2 separate regions of the Homo sapiens genome follow, and region 1 is linked to region 2. Evidence: chromatin loops called from intact Hi-C (ENCODE). Cell type or tissue: psoas muscle. All regions are shown on one strand. Links, peaks and the distances in the headings refer to the core of each region. The heading gives the core; the rest is flanking DNA.

Evidence for each region. Hi-C counts contacts between places; a loop is a spot of excess contacts. Peaks named below come from ENCODE experiments on the same cell type or tissue, not always from the same donor. Only the 100,000 strongest peaks of a DNase experiment are listed, where the experiment ranks them.
Region 1: a loop joins it to region 2, with 7 times the contacts of the local background. A loop is called at or near these places in 3 of 110 quality-filtered maps.

What each region holds. Positions count from the first base shown.
Region 1 is chr3:52,666,153-52,676,233 of GRCh38, forward strand. It overlaps PBRM1 (polybromo 1), which reads right to left. Exons shown (of 32, transcript NM_001405607.1): 4 at 2,346-2,493. Among named protein-coding and RNA genes, the nearest start is that of PBRM1, 15 kb to the right of the region's middle. RefSeq lists enhancers at 1-256, 257-756, 5,136-5,305. In psoas muscle, for the core only: no CTCF peak of the experiment used is centred there; no DNase peak of the experiment used is centred there; H3K27ac peaks cover 2,192 bases.
Region 2 is chr3:52,729,783-52,739,863 of GRCh38, forward strand. It overlaps NEK4 (NIMA related kinase 4), which reads right to left. Exons shown (of 16, transcript NM_003157.6): 14 at 9,647-9,852; 15 at 7,804-7,937. It also overlaps the pseudogene LOC100301990, the pseudogene AK3P7 and the pseudogene LOC100499399. Among named protein-coding and RNA genes, the nearest start is that of SPCS1, 29 kb to the left of the region's middle. RefSeq lists an enhancer at 1,783-2,982. In psoas muscle, for the core only: no CTCF peak of the experiment used is centred there; no DNase peak of the experiment used is centred there.

The sequences.
Region 1 (10,081 bases), core at 2,612-7,611, 63 kb before region 2:
TACCTGCAGTCCTAGCTACCTGGTAGGCTGAGGTGGGATGACTGCTTAAGTCCAGGAGTTTGATTCTGGCCTCGGCAACTTAATGAGACCTCATCTCTTAAAAATAAGGCCAGGCATGGTGGCTCACGCCTGTAATCCTAGCACTTTTGGGAGGCCGAGGCAGGCAGATCACCTGAGGTCAGGAGTTCAGGACCAGCCTGGCCAACATGGCAAAACCACGTAAAAATACAAAAATTAGCCAGGCATGATGGTGGGTGCCTATAATCCCAGCTACTCGGGAGGCTGAGGCAGGAGAATGGCGTGAACCTGGAAGGCAGAGCTTGCAGTGAGCCGAGATCGCGCCACTGCACTCCAGCCTGGGCAACAGAGCGAGACTCCATCTCAAAAAAAAAAAAGAAATGGCAAAGGGTCAAGTATAATTAACCTACTTTCTAACCAGAAAAAGAAGTATAAAGCAAGCTGGGCATGGTGGTTCATGCCTGTAATCCCAGCACTTGGGAGACCGAGGCGGGTCAATCGCTTGAGCCCAGGAGTTCAAGACTAGCCTGGGCAACACGGTGAAATCCCGTCTCTATCAAAAATACAAAAAATTAGCCATGTGTGATGGTGCGCACCTGTAGTCCCAGCTAATCAGGAGGCTAAGGTGGGAAGATTGCTTGAGCCCAGGAGACAAGGGCTGTAGTGAGCCAAGATCACACCACTGCACTCCAGCCTGGGCAACAAAGGAGATCGTGTCTCAAAAAAAAAAAAAAAAAATTATAAAGCCAAAGTAATTAAGATAGAAATAGAACGGCCTAGTAACAGATAAACTGGCCTGTGGAACAGAATAAAAGGACAGAAACAGATCCATGAATACATGGAAATGATGACAGCAACGATTGCGAACAAACGCAGAGAGAATAGTGTTGGTTATACCTGTGGGAAAAAAATTGATTCCTACCTTATAAAAGACAAAAATCAATCCCAGCTGCATTTATTCCTACCTTATAAAAGACAAAAATCAATCCTAGCTGCATTAAAGGCTTATATGAAAGACAAAACTATAAAACTTTAAGAAAAGCATACTAATAGAAGAATATCTTGGGCAAGAGGAATCTCTGAAACAAGATACAAATAAACCCAATTTAAAGATTGATAAATTTGATTAAACTAAAATAAAACATTTCTGTTCATCAAAAAATACCATGAAAGGTGAAAAGATATGCACACAGTGGGAGAAGATATTTGAAACACACAAAATCAAATAAAAAAAATAAAAAAACTGAAACACATATAATCAAAAAAGGTTTACTATCCACAATAATTAAAAAATTTCTATGGCCAGGCATGGTCGCTCACGCCTGTTGTCCCAGCACTTTGGGAGGCCAAGGTGGGTGGATCACTTGAGGTCAGGAGTTCAAGACTAGCCTGGCCAACATGGTGAAACCCCATCTCCACTAAAAATACAAAAATTAGCCAGGCATGGTGGTGGGCACCTGTAATCCCAGCTACTCAGGAGGCTGAAGCAGGAGAATCACTTGAACCTGGGAAGAAGAGGTTGCAGTGAGCTGAGATCGTGCCACTGCACTCTAGCCTGGGCAATAGACTTTGCCTCAAAAAAAAAAAAAAAAAAAAAAAATTTCTAAAGCCAGGAGTGGTGGCTCATGTCTGTAGTCCCAGCTACTCATGAGGCTGAGGCAGGAGGATCACTTGAGGCCAGGAGTTTGAGACCAGCCTGAGTAACATAGGGAGACTCTGTCTCTAAAAAAAAAAAGAAAAAAAAATTCCAGAAATATGAAAATGACTAACAAACCAAGAGAAAAATGGGCAAAAGATTTGAGCAGACAGAGAAATAAGAATAGTTCATAATCACATGAATGTGGGTTGGGCACAGTGGCTCACGCCCATAATCCCTGCACTTTGGGAGGCCAAGGCAGGCAGATTGCTTGAGCCCAGGAGTTCAAGACCAGCCTGGGCAACATGGTGAAACCCTGGTCTCTACAAAACATGCAAAAATTAGCTGGGCATGGTGGCACGTGCCTATAGTGCCAGCTACTCAGAAGGGTGAGGTGGGAGGATTGCTTGAACCTGGGAGGCGGAGGCTGCCATGAGCCAAGATCTCACCACTGCACTCCAGCCCGTGTAACAGAGCAAGACCCTGTCTCAAAAGATAATAAATTAAAATACGTAAATAAATAAGAAATAAAAATCATATGAATGTCCAGTCTCTTTACGAATAAGACAAATGCGAACTCAAGCCACAAAAAGAAACTACTACTCACCTGCCAGGTTTATAAATATTAAGAAGCCAATTATCAAATTGGTATCTTCCAATTGGTATCTTTCCAAATTTCATAATTTCTTACCTTATAATAGGACTTTGCATTGTTAAAAAGAAGCTGGAAGTCAGCAGTCAGCAAATTAACATCATCATACTCTTCCATTTTTAGTTTCTGTTGGATTTTCATCAAGTCAATGGGCTGAGAAACCACTTCATAATAGTCTGGTTGATTTCTGTTATAATTTAAATTTTTTTAAAGGAGATTAATCTGAAGCTTACAAAAAGTTTTATTTCAAAACTATTTATGGTAATGTTCAACATTCCAAGTGACAGAGCATATTAGAATCTTTCATGGACTTTGAAGCTTACTTAAAAAAAAAAAAAAAAGAAAAAAATCTGCAAAAAAAGAAAAAGAAAAGCAAGATGCACACTCATTCCCTTTTCAAAACATACGTTAATGATATAAAAACCTAAATTAACACCTGTGATGGTCTTTTATATGCTAACTGTTTAATGTTTAGGGCACCAACGCTAAACCCATGTCAATGGTATCCTTTATAAATGAAGATGACTTACCTTTCATAGTGCTCAAAAGTGTGAAAACAGAGATATGTCTCAATACTCTTTATAAACTTACAAAACAGATTCTTTCTTCAGTAAGTGACCACATAAATTTTTTCTGCCAAGTACTATCAAATGCCTATCATAAATGCTGCTACAATAGCAATTACTAAAATTACAAGGGAGGAAGATGAGCCCTTGGCTTACGTAGCTTAACAAAGATGAATGGACATCAGATACATCTAAACACAACCAAACTCTTCGGAAAAAAAAAACCATGGGACTAAGAAATACAAAATTTGGCTTAGTGGTTATACCTTGCAGGAGAGGGGTAGTGAGGAACACACAAGAAACTTTGTAGGTAATTATAATGACAAAATTTCTTAAAATAATTAAGTAATTTCCTTCTTTAATTCCTTAAGTAATTTTAATGACAATTTCTTAAGTTCCCAAAATAACTTCTTGGGTTTAGGGTTCATGGATGTTTAGTATTTTTTCTGGCTTTCTTCAAATGAAGTTCCAGGAGACAAGTAAACCTACTGAAAAACGATGTGACTATTTTCTCAATTCTCCCACAGGGGTAGGTATTCAGCCCCATTCTAGATGTGTAAGAGATAAGTTATTACAAATAACATCATGGCGATTAAGGCTTAAATCTCTCTTGGAACCTTAGCTGACAGGTTATAGCCATTCTTTTATTACGTATAATATATTTAAATTATTTTTAAATTTGTATTCTGACATAAAAGTTGCAAAAATAGTACTTTTTTTCTGAACCATTTGAATAAGCTCTGACATGATGCCCCATCACGCCTGATAATTTAGTGTTTGTTTCTCACAAATAAGGACCACAACTCAACCATCAAAACCAGGAAGTGAATGTTAATACAGTACAGTTGACCACTGAACTGTGCAGGTCCACTTATATGGGAACTCTTTTCAACCAAAAAAATCAGAATATTGAGAAATCAGAGAAAAAGCAGAAAGAATACTGATGTTGTCAGTGGTATCAAGGAACCTTCTCACAGCACACATTAGGGCTCTGATAACTTAATATCCAAGATGGTCCTCTCCATCTGGGCCTACAGGACCCACAGTCCAGTGCTCCTTGCTGAGGCAGGACCCCAGCAGTGTCTCAAGCTAAGGGGACTATCTGTAGACAATTGAGAATTCAATGAGAACATGTGCCTAGAAAGGACACTATCCCCCAGAATCACTGCTACAAGGTTCCTCACAAACATTTTTAGAATTACCACAAAGACAAAAGAAAAATCAGGATCCCAACCTCTCACTCTATGTCATATGGTCAAAACAGGGTCCCCCCATTTCAAAATGAAATACTTCTAATTTCTAACAGTACTAATTTTTTCTGAAATCAAACATACAGAAAACCATCAAAAGTAAGAATCATCCTTATAATCCAGAATAAATAGCACCATTTGCATTTTTATAGACATTCTTCCAGACTTCTCTATAGGCACATGTACACACAAACCAAATTTAACATAAACAGGATTATATTGTATGTTCTTTCAAAACAACTTTTCTCTTTCAACAATAGATGAGGGCAGTCTGGCATATGGCTGCAAAATAACCAAAATGCAAAGTTTTAATCAGAATAATGAGAAACACTAGCCCTGGTGTGCAGACAGCCTGCCGGCTACTCCCTACCCCATTTTCCCTTCTTCCCAGGATGACAGCATTCTAAGCTGCTGCATGGCTACTAAAGACTATATTCTCAGCCAGCATGGTGTTGCATGCCTGTAGTCCCAGCTACTTGGGAGGCTGAGGGAGGACTGCTTGAGCCCAGGAGGTCAAGGCTGTAGTGTGCAAAGATGGTGCTGGTGAGTAGCCTGCATTCCAGCCTATGTGACATGGTAAAACCTCGTCTCTAAGGAAAACAAAGCAAAACAAAACCTTAAAGACCATATTTATTCTCCAGCCTCACTGCAGCTAGATTCTAGCCAATACGAGAGCTGAAGTGTGTCATATCCAAGTCATGTCCTTAACATTCATTCTTTTTCCATACTGGCTGGAAGGCAGTTGTGGTAGTGAGTCATCTCAGACCATGCAGGCAAGGGTGATACCACAAAGACCGCAGAATAGAGTTGGCTAATACTTGTACCTTGACAACTTCACAGAACAGGACTTTTACACAAGAGAAATAAATTTCTCTTTTGTTTCAGCCATTGTTGATTTGCATGTCCTAGCACAAAGCAGACTAATACAGTAACTGAAACAAAGTATCAAAAAGATATTCACAAATTGTGTAGCTCTGAGCAATACTAATTCTCATAAATACTTGAGAAAAAAACATACATTCCACAGAGGAGCGTCAGAAAAAAGGCACCATTATCTTCGAGGTTGTAACATGACAGTGGTCCAGCACCCAAGGTGTGTATCCTCTGCCCCTCAGCACTCGCCTGCCAGCAAAAAGGAGGCAGCAGAGGGACGGTATCTTCTATAAAAGTTGTTTTGTATACTTCAGTGTGATGCTGCTACTCTATACCACATAATGGTTAAGAGCACAGGCTTTGGAGTCAGAACGACTTTAGTCTGAACACCAGTTATCTTTTAGTAGTTACAAGAACTTGTGCAAGTTCTCACCTATAAACTGTGATAACTCAGAATTTTAAATAAGATATGATTGGGAAAATGCTTGGTATTGTGTCTAGAATGTGGCAAACAATAAATACATGCTTTTACTACTTTATGCTAATTAAATGACAACTTTCAGAAGACTATTATTGATAAACCAACTCAAATATGGAGACAGTTACCTCATTTTAAAAACAATGCTTCCTTTTTGGCCATGGCTAATTTGCTAATTTACAGGGCTCTCCTAATTCAGGATGATGACACTGCATTCTCAGTGGCTTGCTCGTTGAGGTGAGAAATTTGCCTCCAGTTCAACTTAGAGCTTGGTAACTACCCACTGTAGCATCAACAATCATGAATGAATCTAAATCTTTAGTTAACTCACAGCTTTCTACAGCTGCTGTAACAAATTACCACAAACTTCAGGGCTTAAAACAAAACCCATTTATTATATTAGTTCTAGAGGTCAGAAGTCCAAAATGGGTCTCACTGGTCTAAAATCAAGGTATTAGCAGGGCTGCATGCCGTCTGGATGTTCTAGTACGGAGCATCTAGCGAAAAAGGTTTCCTTGCCTTTTTCAGCTTCTAGAGCTCACCTGCATCCCTTGGCTTGTAGTCTCCTTCCTCCATCTTCAAAGCCAGCACTACAGCATCTTCAAATCTCTGACTGAACTTGTCTCCCTCTTCCCCATTTAAGGACCCTTGTGATTACACTGGACCCACATGGATAATCCAGGATAACCGCTCCAATTCAAGATCAGCTGATTAGCAAACTTAATTCCCCTCTGCCATGTAACACAATATATTCACAGGTTTCAGGGATTAGAATGTGGAAATATTTGGGCACCAGTTTTCTGACTAACACACTCATATACGTTTTCAGAACAAATAACTTCAATTTCCAGAGGTTTTTTTTTGGCTTTTTTTTTTTTTTTTTTTTGAGTCAGAGTTTCACTCTTGTTGCCCAGGCTGGAGTGCAACAGCGTTATCTCCGCACACTGCAACCTCTGCCTCCTGGGTTCAAGTGATTCTCCTGCCTCAGCCTCCCGAGTAGCTGAGATTATAGGTGCACACCACCACGCCCGGCTAATTTTGTATTTTTAGTAGAGATGGGCTTTCTCCATGTTGGTCAGGCTGGTCTCGAACTCCTGCACTCAGGTGATCCACCTGTCTCGGCCTCCCAAAGTGTTGGGATTACAGGCATGAGCCACCACGCCTGGCCAATTGCCAGAGTTTTGAAGAGAATAGTGATTATATTTTGACAGCAAGAGAGGAAAGATGTTCTAGTTAGGGGAACATACCTTCCATAGGAAGTTGTGTGCAAGATGCCTCTCTGTGTAATTTAAAAAACTGATCCCTTTTAACTATCACTGTGACAACTTCAATACAGTCTTAAGAGCTATTAATTTTTTTTATTAATTTTTAATTTTTTTGAGACGGAGTTTTGCTCTTATTGTCCAGGCTGGAGTGCAATGGTGCAATCTCAGCTCACTGCAACCTCCGCCTCCCGGGTTCAAGCAATTCTCCCACCTCAGCCTCCCAAGTGGCTGGGATTACAGGCACCCACCACCACGCCCGGCTAATTTTTGCATTTTTAGTAGAGACAGGGTTTCACTATGTTGGCCAGGCTGGTCTCGAACTCCTGACCTCAAGTGATCCACCCGCCTCAGCCTCCCAAAGTGATGGGATTACAGGCATGAGCCACCGCGCCCAGCCATAAGAACTATTAATTTTTATACTGCCTATGTGAACCAGGTGTTAAAAAACAAAATGAAACAAAAAAATTAAATAATTTAAAAAACATGCTTCACTCTCGGCCAGGTGCAGTGGCTCATGCCTGTAATCCCAGCACTTTGGGAGGCTGAGGCGGGTGGATCACCTGAGGTCAGGAGTTCGAGACCTGCCTGGCCAATATGGCAAAACTCCGTCTCTACTAAAAGTACAAAAAAAATTAGCCAGGCATAGTGGTGTATGCCTGTAATCCCAGCTACTCGGGAGGCTGAGGCAGGACAATTGCTTGAACCCAGGAGGTGGAAGTTGCAGTGAGCCAAGACTGTGCCACTGCACTCCAGCCTGGGCAACAGAGTGGGACTCCATCTCAAAAAAAAAAAAAAAAAAAAAGCTTCTTTCTCAAGGAATTAGAGAAAAGAAGAGCAAACTAAACCCAAAGCTAGCAGTAGATAATAAATAGAAAGGAGGGCCAGTGCAGTAGTTCATGCCTATAATCCCAGCACTTTGGGAGGATGAGGTGGACAGATCACTTGAGGTCAAGAGTTTAAGACCAGCCTGGGCAACAAAGTGAAACCCTATCTCTACTAAAAATACAAAAATTAGCCAGGCATGGTGGCACACGCCTGTAATCCCAGCTACTTGGGAGGCTGAAGCATAAGAATCACTTGAACCTGGAAGGCAGAGGCTGCAATAAGCCATGATCACGCCACTGCACTCCAGCCTGGGCAACAGAGCAAGACACTGTCTCAAAAAAAAAATATATATATAGATATATATATAGAATGCAGATAAACGAAATTAGAGAATAGAAAAACAATTTTAAAAATTAAACAGTTGGTTTTTTTAAAAGATCAACAAAATTGGTAAACACTTAGCTAGATTAACTAAGAAAGAAAGAGCTGAGCACGGTGGCTCACGCCTGTAATGCCAGCACTTTGGAAGGCCAAGGTAGGCGGATCACCTAAGGTCGGGAGTTTGAGACCAGCCTGACCAACATAGAGAAACCCTGTCTCTACTAAAAATACAAAATTAGCTGGGCGTGGTGGCCCATGCCTGTAATCCCAGCTACTCGGGAAGCTGGGGCAGGAGAATCGCTTGAACCTGGGAAACGGAGGTTGTGGTGAGCCACAATCGAGATCGCACCACTGCACTCCAGCCTGGTGCGAAACTCCATCTCAAAAAAAAAAAAAAAAAAGAGAGAGAGAGGCTGGGTGTGGTGGCTCACACTTGTGATCCTAGCACTTCGGGAGGCCAAGGTAGGAGGATCACTTGAGCCCAGGAGTTTGAGACCAGCCTGGGCAACACAGGGAAACCCTGTCTCTACCAAAAAAAAAAAAAAAAATATATATATATATATATATATACACACACACACACACATATATCTCCTTACCTAACATTACATACGTTATTTTTTAATATGTATGTAGCGTTAGGTAAGAATCCAGCATATTTTTACATATATAAATAAAAAATACGTTATATATACAATATATATATTTTATGTGTTTACTATATACATACACACGTATATATAACATATATATTAGCCAGGTATGGTAGCATCAGGTGAGAGGACTGCTTGAGTCCGGGAGGTTGAGTCTGCACTGAACTGTGATTGCCACTGCACTCCAGCCTGGGTGCCAAAGCAAGATCCTGTCTCAAAAAAAGACAGAAAGGAGGAGGGAGGGAGGGAAGAAGTAAGGGAGAAAAGAGATGCAAATAACTAAAATCATAAAGAGGAGACATTACAACCAATGCCACAAAAATAAAAAGGATTATGAGAGTTCTAGGAAAACATGTATGCCAACAAATTAGATAAACTAGAAGAAATGGATAATTTCCTAGAAACACACAACCTACTAAAGACATACAAAGCCTGAGTAAACCTATAACTAGTAAGGAGACTGAATCAGTAATAAAAAATCTCCCACAAAGAAAATCCCTAGACTGATAGCTTCACTGATGAATTCTAACCAGACATTTCAAGAACTAACACACCAAGCCTTATGAAACTTTTCCAAAAAATTGAAGAGGCGAGGTCACGTCCTAACTTATTCTATGAAGCTAGCATTACTCTGATACCAAAGCCAGACAAAGATACTACAAGAAAACTACTGATCAATATCCCTTATGAATACTGATGCAAAATTTCTCAATAAAATATTAGCAAACTGAATTCAGCAGGATATTAAAAGGATTATATACCATAACCAGGTGGGATTTATTCCACAGTGAACAAGGTGTTGAAGTGGTGAAAGTGGGCATCTCTGTCTTGTTCGTGATCTTAGAGGAAAAGCTTTAAGTATTTTGCCACTGAATATGTTGTTCACAGTAATCAAAATGTGTGCTACTGGTATAAAAACAGACACAGGGACCAATGGAATAGAATGGAGCCTAGAAACGACCCTCACATACACGGTCAAGCAAATTTTGACAAAGGCGCCAAAACCATTCAATGAGAAAAGCACAGTCTTTTCAACAAACGATACCGGGAAAACTGGATACACACATATAAAGAATGAAGCGGGGGCCGGGCGCGGTGGCTCACGCCTGTAATCCCAGCACTTTGGGAGGCCGAGGCGGGCGGATCACGAGGTCAGGAGATCGAGACCATCCCGGCTAAAATGGTGAAACCCCGTCTCTACTAAAAATACAAAAAATTAGCCGGGCGTAGTGGCGGGCGCCTGTAGTCCCAGCTACTTGGGAGGCTGAGGCGGGAGAATGGCGTGAACCCGGGAGGCGGAGCTTGCAGTGAGCCGAGATCCCGCCACTGCACTCCAGCCTGGGCGACAGAGCGAGACTCCGTCTCAAAAAAAAAAAAAAAAAAAAAAAAAAAAAAAAAAAAAATAATGAATGAAGCGGGATCCTTACCTAAACACTACTTATAAAAATTCAAAATGGATCAAAGGCCTAAATGTAAGAGCTAAA
Region 2 (10,081 bases), core at 2,094-7,093:
TTAAAATGGATACATTACTACCAGCTCTACAGAAATAAAAAGAATTGGGTGGGCATGGTGGCTCATGCCTGTAATCCCAACACTTTGGGAAGCCGAGGTAGGTGGATCACGAGGTCAGGAGATCAAGACCTCCTGGCCAACACGGTGAAACCCCATCTCTACTAAAAATGCAAAAATTAGCTGGGTGTGGTGGCGTGTGCCTGTAATCCCAGCTACTCGGGAGCCTGAGGCAGGAGAATCCCTTGAAACCGGGAGGCAGAGATTGCAGCAAGCTGAAATTGCGCCATGGCACTCTAGCTTGGTGACAGAGCGAGACTCTATCTCAAAAATAAATAAATAAAATAAAAAAGAATTGTAAGAGAACTATGAACAATTGTATGCCAACAAGTTGCATAAACCTAGATGAAATGGACACATTCCTAGAAACATAAAACCTACTGAGACTGAATCACAAAGAAATAGAAAATCTGAATAGACCCATAACTAGTGTAAGGAGAATGAATCAATCATCAACAAACTCCCAAAAAGGAAAGTTCCTAGACCTGATGGCTTTGCTGGTGATTCTACCACACTTTGGAGAGGAAATGATGCCAATCCTTCTCAAACTTTTCCAGAGAGTTGAGGAGGAAGGGGTAATTCCTGGTTCATTTTATGAGGCTGACGACAATGCCCTGGTGCTGGGGCCAGACAGGGACACTACAGGAAAAGAGAAATGCATATGAATATCCCTTATGAACATTCATTCGAAAATCTTTAACAAAATCCAGATGATTAAAGTATTTTTTCACCTCTGTTCATGAGAGATATTGATCTGATATTTTTTCACGTAGTGTCCTTGTTGAGTCTTGATGTCAGAGTTGTGCTGGTTTTGTGGATAAGGTGGGAAGTATCCCCTCTTAAAGTATTCTGGAAGACTTTATGCAGGATTGGTGTTCTTTCTTTCTTAGATGGTTGGAAGAATTCACCAGTAAAGCATCTGAGCATGGAGCTTTCTTTGTGGGCCAGTTTAACATTTTATGTCTCAGCTTTGTGCAAATGCTTAGGATAGTCAAACTCAGAGAGACAGAAAGTAGATGGGTGGTTGCCAGGGGCTGGTGGGGGCAGGAAATGGGGAACTATTGTTAAATGGGTGTAGAGTTTCAGTTTTGCAACATGAAAAAAGTTCTGATGATAGATGGTGGTGAATGTTGTACAACAATGTGAATGTACTTAATACCACTGAACTGTATGCTTTAAAATGGCTAAAATGGTATATTTTATCTCCATTTTATTACAATTTAAAAAAATGTATATATTGTTGAGCCTATAACATATAGAAATGTAATATATTTGCCAATAACAAAACAAAGGAGGTAAGTGGGAGCAAAGCTGTATTAGGCTACGGAAATGACTCCACATGGAAAGTTGAATCCAAAGGAACAAATAAAGAGATCCAGAAATGATAGAGTTACAACAACAAAATTTACAAACATACTTTTCTTTCTTCTCTCAATTTCTTTAAGACAGCTGGCTTCTTTGTGGAAATTGACAAACAAATTCTAAAATTCATATGTAATTGCAAGGGACCCAGAATAACCAAAACAATCTTGAGAAAGAATAATAGTGGAGGACTCATCCTTCCTGATTTCAAACCTTACTCCAAAGTAACAGTAAGCAAAGTGTGGTAGTGGCATAAGGATAGATATATAGATCAGCGGAATAGAAATGAGAGTCCAGAAATAAGCCCATGTGTCTCTAGTCAACTGATTTTTAACAAGGTGAGAAAATAGTCTTTGCAACACATGGTGACGGGACAACAGGAGAGCCACATACATAATGAAGTTGGAGCTTTACTTCATCATGCCATACGCAAGAATTAACTCAAAATGTGTCCAATGAGACCTGGAAGTGGATCACGTGGAGTGAAGGTCATGCCGCAGCACACACAGGAGTCTTGCCATGTTGCCCAGGCCCGTCTCAAACTTCTGAGTTCAGGCAATCTGCCCACCTCGTCCTCCGAAAGTATGGTTTAGCTGTGTCTCCACCCAAATCTCATCTTGAATTGTATCTCCCATAATCCCCACGTGTCGTGGGAGGGACCCGGCGGGAGGTAAGTGAATCATGGGGACGGGTTTTCCCATGCGGTTCTCATGATAGTGAGTAAGTCTCACGAGATCTGACGGTTTTATGAAGGGCAGTCCCCCTGCACACACTCTCTTGCCTGCTGCCACGTAAGACGTGTCTTGCTTCCCCTTCACCATCTGCTATGATTGTTAAGGCCTCCCCAGCCATATGGAACCATGAGTCAATTAATCCTCTTTTCTTTATAAACTACCCAATCTCAAGTATGTCTTTATTAGCAGTGTGAGAACAGACTAACACATGCTGGGATTACAGGCATGAGCCACCCAGCGCCCAGCCTCACAGATTGATTTCTTTTTTTTTCTTTTTGAGACACAGTCTCTCTCAGTTGCCCAGGCTGAGTGCAGTGGCGCGATCTTGGCTCACTGCAAGCTCCGCCTCCTGGGTTCATGCCATTCTCCTGCCTCAGCCTCCCAAGTAGTTGGGACTACAGATGCCCGCCACTGCGCCCGGCTAATTTTTTTGTATTTTTAGTAGAGACGGGGTTTCACCGTGTTAAGTCAGGATGGTCTCAATCTCCTGACCTCATGATCCGCCCATCTCGGCCTCCCAAGGTGTTGGGATTACAGGCGTGAGCCACCACACCCGGCCACAGATTGATTTCTTATGAGTCAGGCTGTGTGATGAAGAAGCCCAGAAGAGAAAGAAGCGGAAAGAAAAGGAATCAGGAAAGACTCTTACTCAGCGTCACTTGACATTCATGGATGTGGCTACAGAATTCTCTCAGGAGGAGTGGAAATAACTGGACCCTGCACAGAGGGCTTTATACAGGGAAGTGATGTAGGAGAACTACAGGAACCTGGTCTTTCTGGGAATCTGTCTTCCTGACCTGAGCATTATCTCCATGTTGGAGACAAAGCGAGAGCTCTGGACTCTGCAGGGTGAAGATAGCAAACAATCCAGATGGCAGGGAATGCATCAAAGGTGTGAACACAGGGAGAAGCTGTACATTGGGAAGTAATACAGAAAATGAGCCTATTAAAAATCAACTTGGATTAACCTTCAGTCACATCTGCCTGAATTGCAGCTATTTTAAGCTGGAAGGAAAATTTATGGAAGTAATCAAATTGAAAAGTTTACAAACCATAGTTCCTCAGTTCCACCACTTCAAAAAAATTCTTCTAGTGTTAAATAAATACAGAAATGATTTCATTGATTTCCCATCACTCCCACAAGACGACAAAGCACACATTAGAGGAAAAATCTTATGGACGTAGTTAAGATGGCAAAGTTTTTAGAGTGTCTGCAAGTCTTACTAATCATCAAGTAATCCATACTGCAGATAAACTTTACAAATGCAGTAATGTGGCAAGGTCTTTAGTTGCAATCCACACCTTGCAGATCACTGGAGAATTCATACTGGACAGAAGCCTTACAAACGTAGTGACTGTCACAAGGTGTTTAACAGCAATTCAAACCTTGCACAACATCAAAGAATTCATCCTGGAGAGAGGCCTCGCAAATGTAACGAATGTGGTAAAGCATTTAAAGAGTGTTCAGGACTTAGCGCCCATCTTGTAATCCATTCTGGAGAAAAACCTTACAAATGTAATGAGTGTACAAGAACTTCAGGCACAAATTTTCCCTCACTCAACAGAGAAGTCATACTGCAGAAAAACCTTACACACGTAATGAATGTGGCAAGGTCTTTGGTCAATTGCACGGCATCAAATAATTCATAGTACAGAGAAGCCTTACAAATGTAACAAACGTTGAAAGCATTTAGCAAGCATTCAGGACTTATGGCCCATCTTCTAATCCATACTGGAGAGAAACTTTACAAATATAGTGAATGCGGCAAGGTCTTCGGACACAAGTTATACCTAATCAACCATCAGATAATTCATACTGGAGAGAGACCTTACAAGTGTAATTCATGTGGCAAGGTGAATCAAAATTTACACCTTGCATGACATTGGAAGATTCATACTGAAGAGAATTCACTGCACACCTTACAGATGCAAAAATGTGGCAAAGTCTTCAGTCGTACTTCATAGCTAACACAACATTGGAAGACTCACATAGGTCACAAACGTTATAAATGTAATAAATGTGGCAAAGAATTCAGTTTGCATTCAAGCCTCAGTACTCATCTACTGATCCACACACGGAAAGGTAACCTTACAAATGTAAAGATAATATATATAAAAATAATATATAAAGAGAGAACAGTTGGCCAGGCATAGTGGTTCACACCTGTAATCCCAGCACTTGAGGAGGCCAAGGCATGTGGATCATAAGGTCAAGAGATCGAGACCACAGGCCAGGCGCGGTGGCTCATGCCTGTAATCCCAGCATTTTGGGAGGCCGAGGCGGGTGGATCACGAGGTCAGGAGTTCAAGACCAGCCTGGCCAAAATGGTGAAACCCCGTCTCTACTCTACTAAATATACAACAATTAGCCAGGTGTGGTGGCGGGTGCCTGTAATCCCAGCTGCTCGGGAGGCTGAGGCAGGAGAATTGCTTGAACCCAGGAGGCGGAGGTTGCGGTGAGCCAATATCATGCCACTGCACTCCAGCCTGCTAGGTAACAGAGTGAGACTCCAACTCAAAAAAAAAAAAAAGATCGAGACCATCCTGGCCAACATGGTGAAACCCTGTCCCTACTAAAAATACAAAAATTAGCCATGTGTGGTGGCACACACCTGTAGTCCCAGCTACTAGGGAGGCTGAGGCAGAAGAATCGCTTGAACCTGGGAGGTGGAGGTGAGCTGAGATCGCACCACTGCACCCCAGCCTGGGTGACACAGCGAGACTCCGTCTCAAAAAAAAAAAAAAAAAAAAAAGAACAGTTATATCGGAGTAGAGAGTTTAATCAAAACTACCAGTACAATTCATCCCACCAGTGGCCAAGTCTACAACATTGAATTCAACCCTCCCAAAACTGTTGGCATTGATGATCTGACTGGGGAGCCTCTCATTCAGCAAGAGGATGATAAACCAGAGATGGATATCAAGAGACTAAAGGCTTGTGAACTGAAACAAAGCCAGTCTTAGAATATTACCAAAAAAAAAGGGGTAATGGAAACATTCTCCAGAACAGAAACCAAGAGGATTTGGCCCTGTGTATATGCTTTCCTACCAACTAAAATTCCACAAACAAGCCAGAAAGCTCTTCAGTTACTCCATGAGGAGAAATACATGTAACGAGTAAGATGAGCAAACCTCCTAGGCCTTCCATTTAGAAGCTGCTTTTCCTAAGACTTCCAGTATATATGAATTCTTTGAAAAGTATACTACTTTTATTTCTACTAATTTTATTCTGAATACAAAGGAAGTGTCAAATGAGATAGATACTAAGATTCATCTTTTGAAATCACCTAGTGTGTTTTATCCAGTTATCTTCAAAAACATCAGAGATGTCTAAACTTTTAAAACATTTGTTAGAGCGAAATTTATTTTGGTGTTAAACACACTTTCAGTTTACTCAGAATTTCCAATTTGCTATAAAAATGTAACAATTAGCATAGATAAAAATATTACTTTAAGATCACTTGTTTTCTTTTGAAAATACATATGTACTGAGGGTTATTATTTATGTCAGAAATGGACATTATAAGTTCTTGGATAAGCACCAAAGTTGAATGAATTTTTCAACAAAATGTAGTTAAAGTCTGTGTTTACAGATGTTACTCAGGTTAAGAAATGTGTTTTACGATCTACTTACCAGTTTCTCTTTTTGATCCAATGTATGAGATCTGCCCTGATAAATAACAAGGTATTGTACAACCCTCCCAAAAATAAGAGAAAAAGAGAAAACCCATGGCACTATGTAAAGTAAGCACACTTTGTCATTAGTAAATAGCTCAGGCATGCCTGGGGAATGTTCCTTTGCCAAAAATAGCAATCAATCATAATTAGTAAACAGGTGTGCCAATAAAAAGAATTTACATGATAAGTTAACAAGGATCAGGAAAGTAAGTTAATTTCCTGAAGGAGTTGTTTGTTTCTGATCAAATAAATTGATACCTGTTAGCATTCACTGCCACCTTATCTTAAGGGGAAAGAACTCTACTGGTGTCATCTGACCAGCCATTTAAAAATTGGAATCTAAAGTGATTCCTTAGTGGGGCAACAAGGATGGTTGCTGATGTACTGTGTGGTCTAGTAGGAGAAGTGGGGCAATATGAGAAGTGGAGGAAAAACCCGACTATGTCTTCCGTGGCATATTTACTCTTATTTTACTTGGTGCTAAATCAAATGAAACAAGCCCTTGTAACAGCTGTTATTAATTGCCTTTAAAAATCTGTCCTGTTTTTTCCCAGGTACTTAAAATACAAGTGCCAGTAAGTGGTTCTTATGTATTTTTGGCGGGGGGGAATTTATTTTCCTTTTCTTCTGATATTTTAAAAATCCATTGATCTTTCAAGATGAACCAAGGTTTTTAAAAATAATTATAGCAGGCCGGGCCTGGTGGCTCACGCCTGTAATCCCAGCACTTTGGGAGGCCGAGGTGGGCAGATCATGAGGTCAGGAGATCGAGACCATCCTGGCTGACACAGTGAAACCCAGCCTCTACTAAAAATACAAAACATTAGCCAAGCGTGGTGGTGGGCACCTGTAGTCCCAGCTACTCGGGAGGCTGAGGCAGGAGAATGGCGTGAACCAGGGAGGCAGAGCTTACAGTGAGCTGAGATCGCACCACTGCACTCCAGCCTAGGTGACAGAGCGAGACTCCGTCTCATAAAAAAAAAAAAAAAAAGAATTATAGTAAACACTTCATTCTTTTCTTTTTGTCCCACCCATCCCTGCCCAACTAGCACTTCATTCTTTATAAAACTTTCTATAATGCTTTATTTGAATGTTAATATTATGTGCTTTCTAAAAATGTTGTGAATTACCAAACTTATGGATTATCACTAGGTGATTAGGCATACATTAGTCTTTATCAGAATAAAATGAAATTTCATTTAAAAAAAAGAAAACTACCAATATAGAAATTCTTGAGTATGATTCACATTTAACTGCTGGCACTATAATTTCTAAATTTTTGATTTAGAATGTACATAGTTCTCATGTTTTAGGTAATAGGTAATAGAGTTTATTTTTTTTGAGACAGAGTCTTGCTCTGTCACCCAGGCTAGAGTGCAGTAGCGTAATCTCAGCTCACTGCAACCTCCGCCTCCTAGGTTCAAACAATTCTCCTGCCTCAGCCTCCCCTGCCGCTGGGATTACAGGTGCGTGGCACCATGCCCAGCTAATTTTTATATTTTTAGTAGAGATGAGTTTTCACCACTCACCACGTTGGCCAGGCTGGTCTGGTACTCCTGACCTCAGGTGATCCACCCACCTCAGCCTCCTAAAGTGCTGTGATTACAGGCGTGAGCCACCATGCCCAAGCTAAAGTTTAAATTTTCCTTAAAAAAAAAAAAGTGTCCAAGACCTAAAAGGGCTGAAACCAAAAAAACTCTTAGAAGAAAATATAAAAATAAATCTTCATGACTTCAGATTTGGCAGTGCGGACCATGGGGAGTGACTGCTAACAGGTGCAGGGCTTCTTGGGGCGTAATGAAAATGTTCTAATATCGATTGTGGTAATGACTGTACAATGTTGTAAACACATTAAAAACCACTGAATTATACACTTTAGATGAGTGAATTGTTATGTGTGATTTATATTTCAAAAGGTTGTTTAAAAAATTCTATAACATAAGCATCTTGATACAGTTAATGAGACACTCACCTCTCTATCAAATTCATCCTCCTCCTCCAAAAGATCATACACCTGCTCTAAAAGCTGAACTCCCAGGCCACGAATTACATCAGTTCTCAAGACTTCAACTAGTCTCCTGATCTTTTCAGAACCTGGCATAATAGCTAAAAGGCAACAACAAAGACAAAGGGAAAAATAAACACTTTTACCACTATAGCAAGAACACTGCAATTTTTTAAAATTTTGTATTTTATTTTATTTATTTATTTTATTTTTGAGACGGAGTCTTGCTCTGTCGCCCAGGCTGGAGTGCAGTGGCACGATCTCAGCTCACTGCAAGCTCCACCCCCTAGGTTCATGCCATTCTCCTGCCTCAGCCTCCCGACTATTTGGGACTACAGGGGCCCACCACCACACCCAGCTAATTTTTTGTATTTTTAGTAGACACAGGGTTTCACTGTGTTAGCCAGGATGGTCTTGATCTCCTGACCTCGTGACCCACCCACCTCAGCCTCCCAAAGTGCTGGGATTACAGGCATGAGCCACTGCACCCGGCCTATTTTTTTTTTTTAAGTGACAGGGTCTTGCACTGTCATAGGGATGTAGTGCAGTGTGACCATAGCTCACTATAGCCTCTAATTCCTGGGCTCAAGCAATCACCCTGCCTCAGCCTTCCAAGTAACCAGAACTACAGGAATGCACTACCATGTCCAACTAATTCTTAAATTTTTTGCAGTGATGGGGTCTATGTTGTCCCGGTTGGTCTTGAACTCCTGGCCTCAAGCAATCCTCCCACCTTGGCCTCCCAAAGCAATGAGATTACAGGCATGATGATACCACACCAAGCCTTTTTTTTTTTTTTTTGGTATTTTATTTTATTATTTTATTTTTATTTCATTTCATCTGATTTTTTGAGACAGGATCTTGCTCTGTCGCTCAGGCTGGAGTGCAGTGGCATGCTCATGGCTCACTGCAGCCTCAACCTCCTGGGTTCAAGAAATCCTCTTACCTCAGCCGCCTGAGTAGCTGGGACTACAGGCATGAGCCACTATGCCTGGCTAATTTTTGTATTTTTTGTAGACACAAGTTTTCATCATGTTGCCCAGGCTGGTCTCAAACTCTTGGACTCAAGCAATCTGCCCTCCTCAGCCTCCCAAAGTATAGGCATGAGCCACCGTACCCAGCAGGGCTGTTTTTTTAAAAATCTTGTTATACTGACATTCTTTTTTCCCTCTGACAAGAGTTTGGTTTAATGACTTAAAATTTACATATGAACTTAAGCTTCACTACCATCTCTTAAACCTAAAAAACACCACAACTGTCTAACTTGAAGAAAAGTCACATGAAAAACCACAAACATTTATCTATTTATTTTTAAAAATTAATTTTCATGTAACTTTTCAGGAATACCTCTGTTGCAAAACACAGGATATACCTTTTATGGAGATATGCAAATGAAATAATTTTAAAAACACAAAAAAATTTATAGGCATTAGTTCCTTGTTTTGACACAGTTCTCCAATAAACACATGCTCTCCAGTTTGCTGTAAAAGAATAAACTAGGCCAGGCATGGTGGCTCACACCTGTAATCCCAACACTTTGGGAGGCCAAGGTGGGAGGATCACCTTAAGTCAGGAGTTCAATACCAGCCTGGCCAAATGGTGAAACCCCGCCTCTACCAAAAATACAAAAATTACCCGGGCATGGTGGTGCATGCCTGTAGTCCCAGCTACTTGGGAGGCTGAAGCAGGAGAATCGCTTGAACCCGGGAGGCAAAGGTTGCAGTGAGCCAAGATCACACTACTGCACTCCAGCCTGGGTGACAGAGTGAGACTCCGTCTAAAAAACAAAAAATAATAATAAGCTGATCACCTGAAGGTAGCTCTTTAAAATGGATTTCCTCTGCCTCTTCTGCAACCTTCCCATGAAGTATCAGTGTGTCCCGATATTTCCGATGAAGTTTGAATTCTGACACTGGGTTTGCTACCGGGACATCTTCACAGCTCTCTTTAGAATCCAGTTTCAGGGTCTGAGTCATCAATTGTACCAAGGCATTAATTTCATTTGTCTGACCTTTCCTGGGGGAAAAAAATATCCCTTTGTTATTTAATTGGCTTCATGAGAATTTTTCATTAAAAAATTACGTGCAAAACGACCTTTCGGGAATTATCCTTTGAAATGTCCAAGTAAGTTCCTACAGACTGACCTGACCCTTCCACAAATAACAACTATAAACTCTAGAAAAAATACAAAACTCAACAACGTAAAGGGAATGCAGAATAAACAAAATCTGCAGGCAGATCTTGG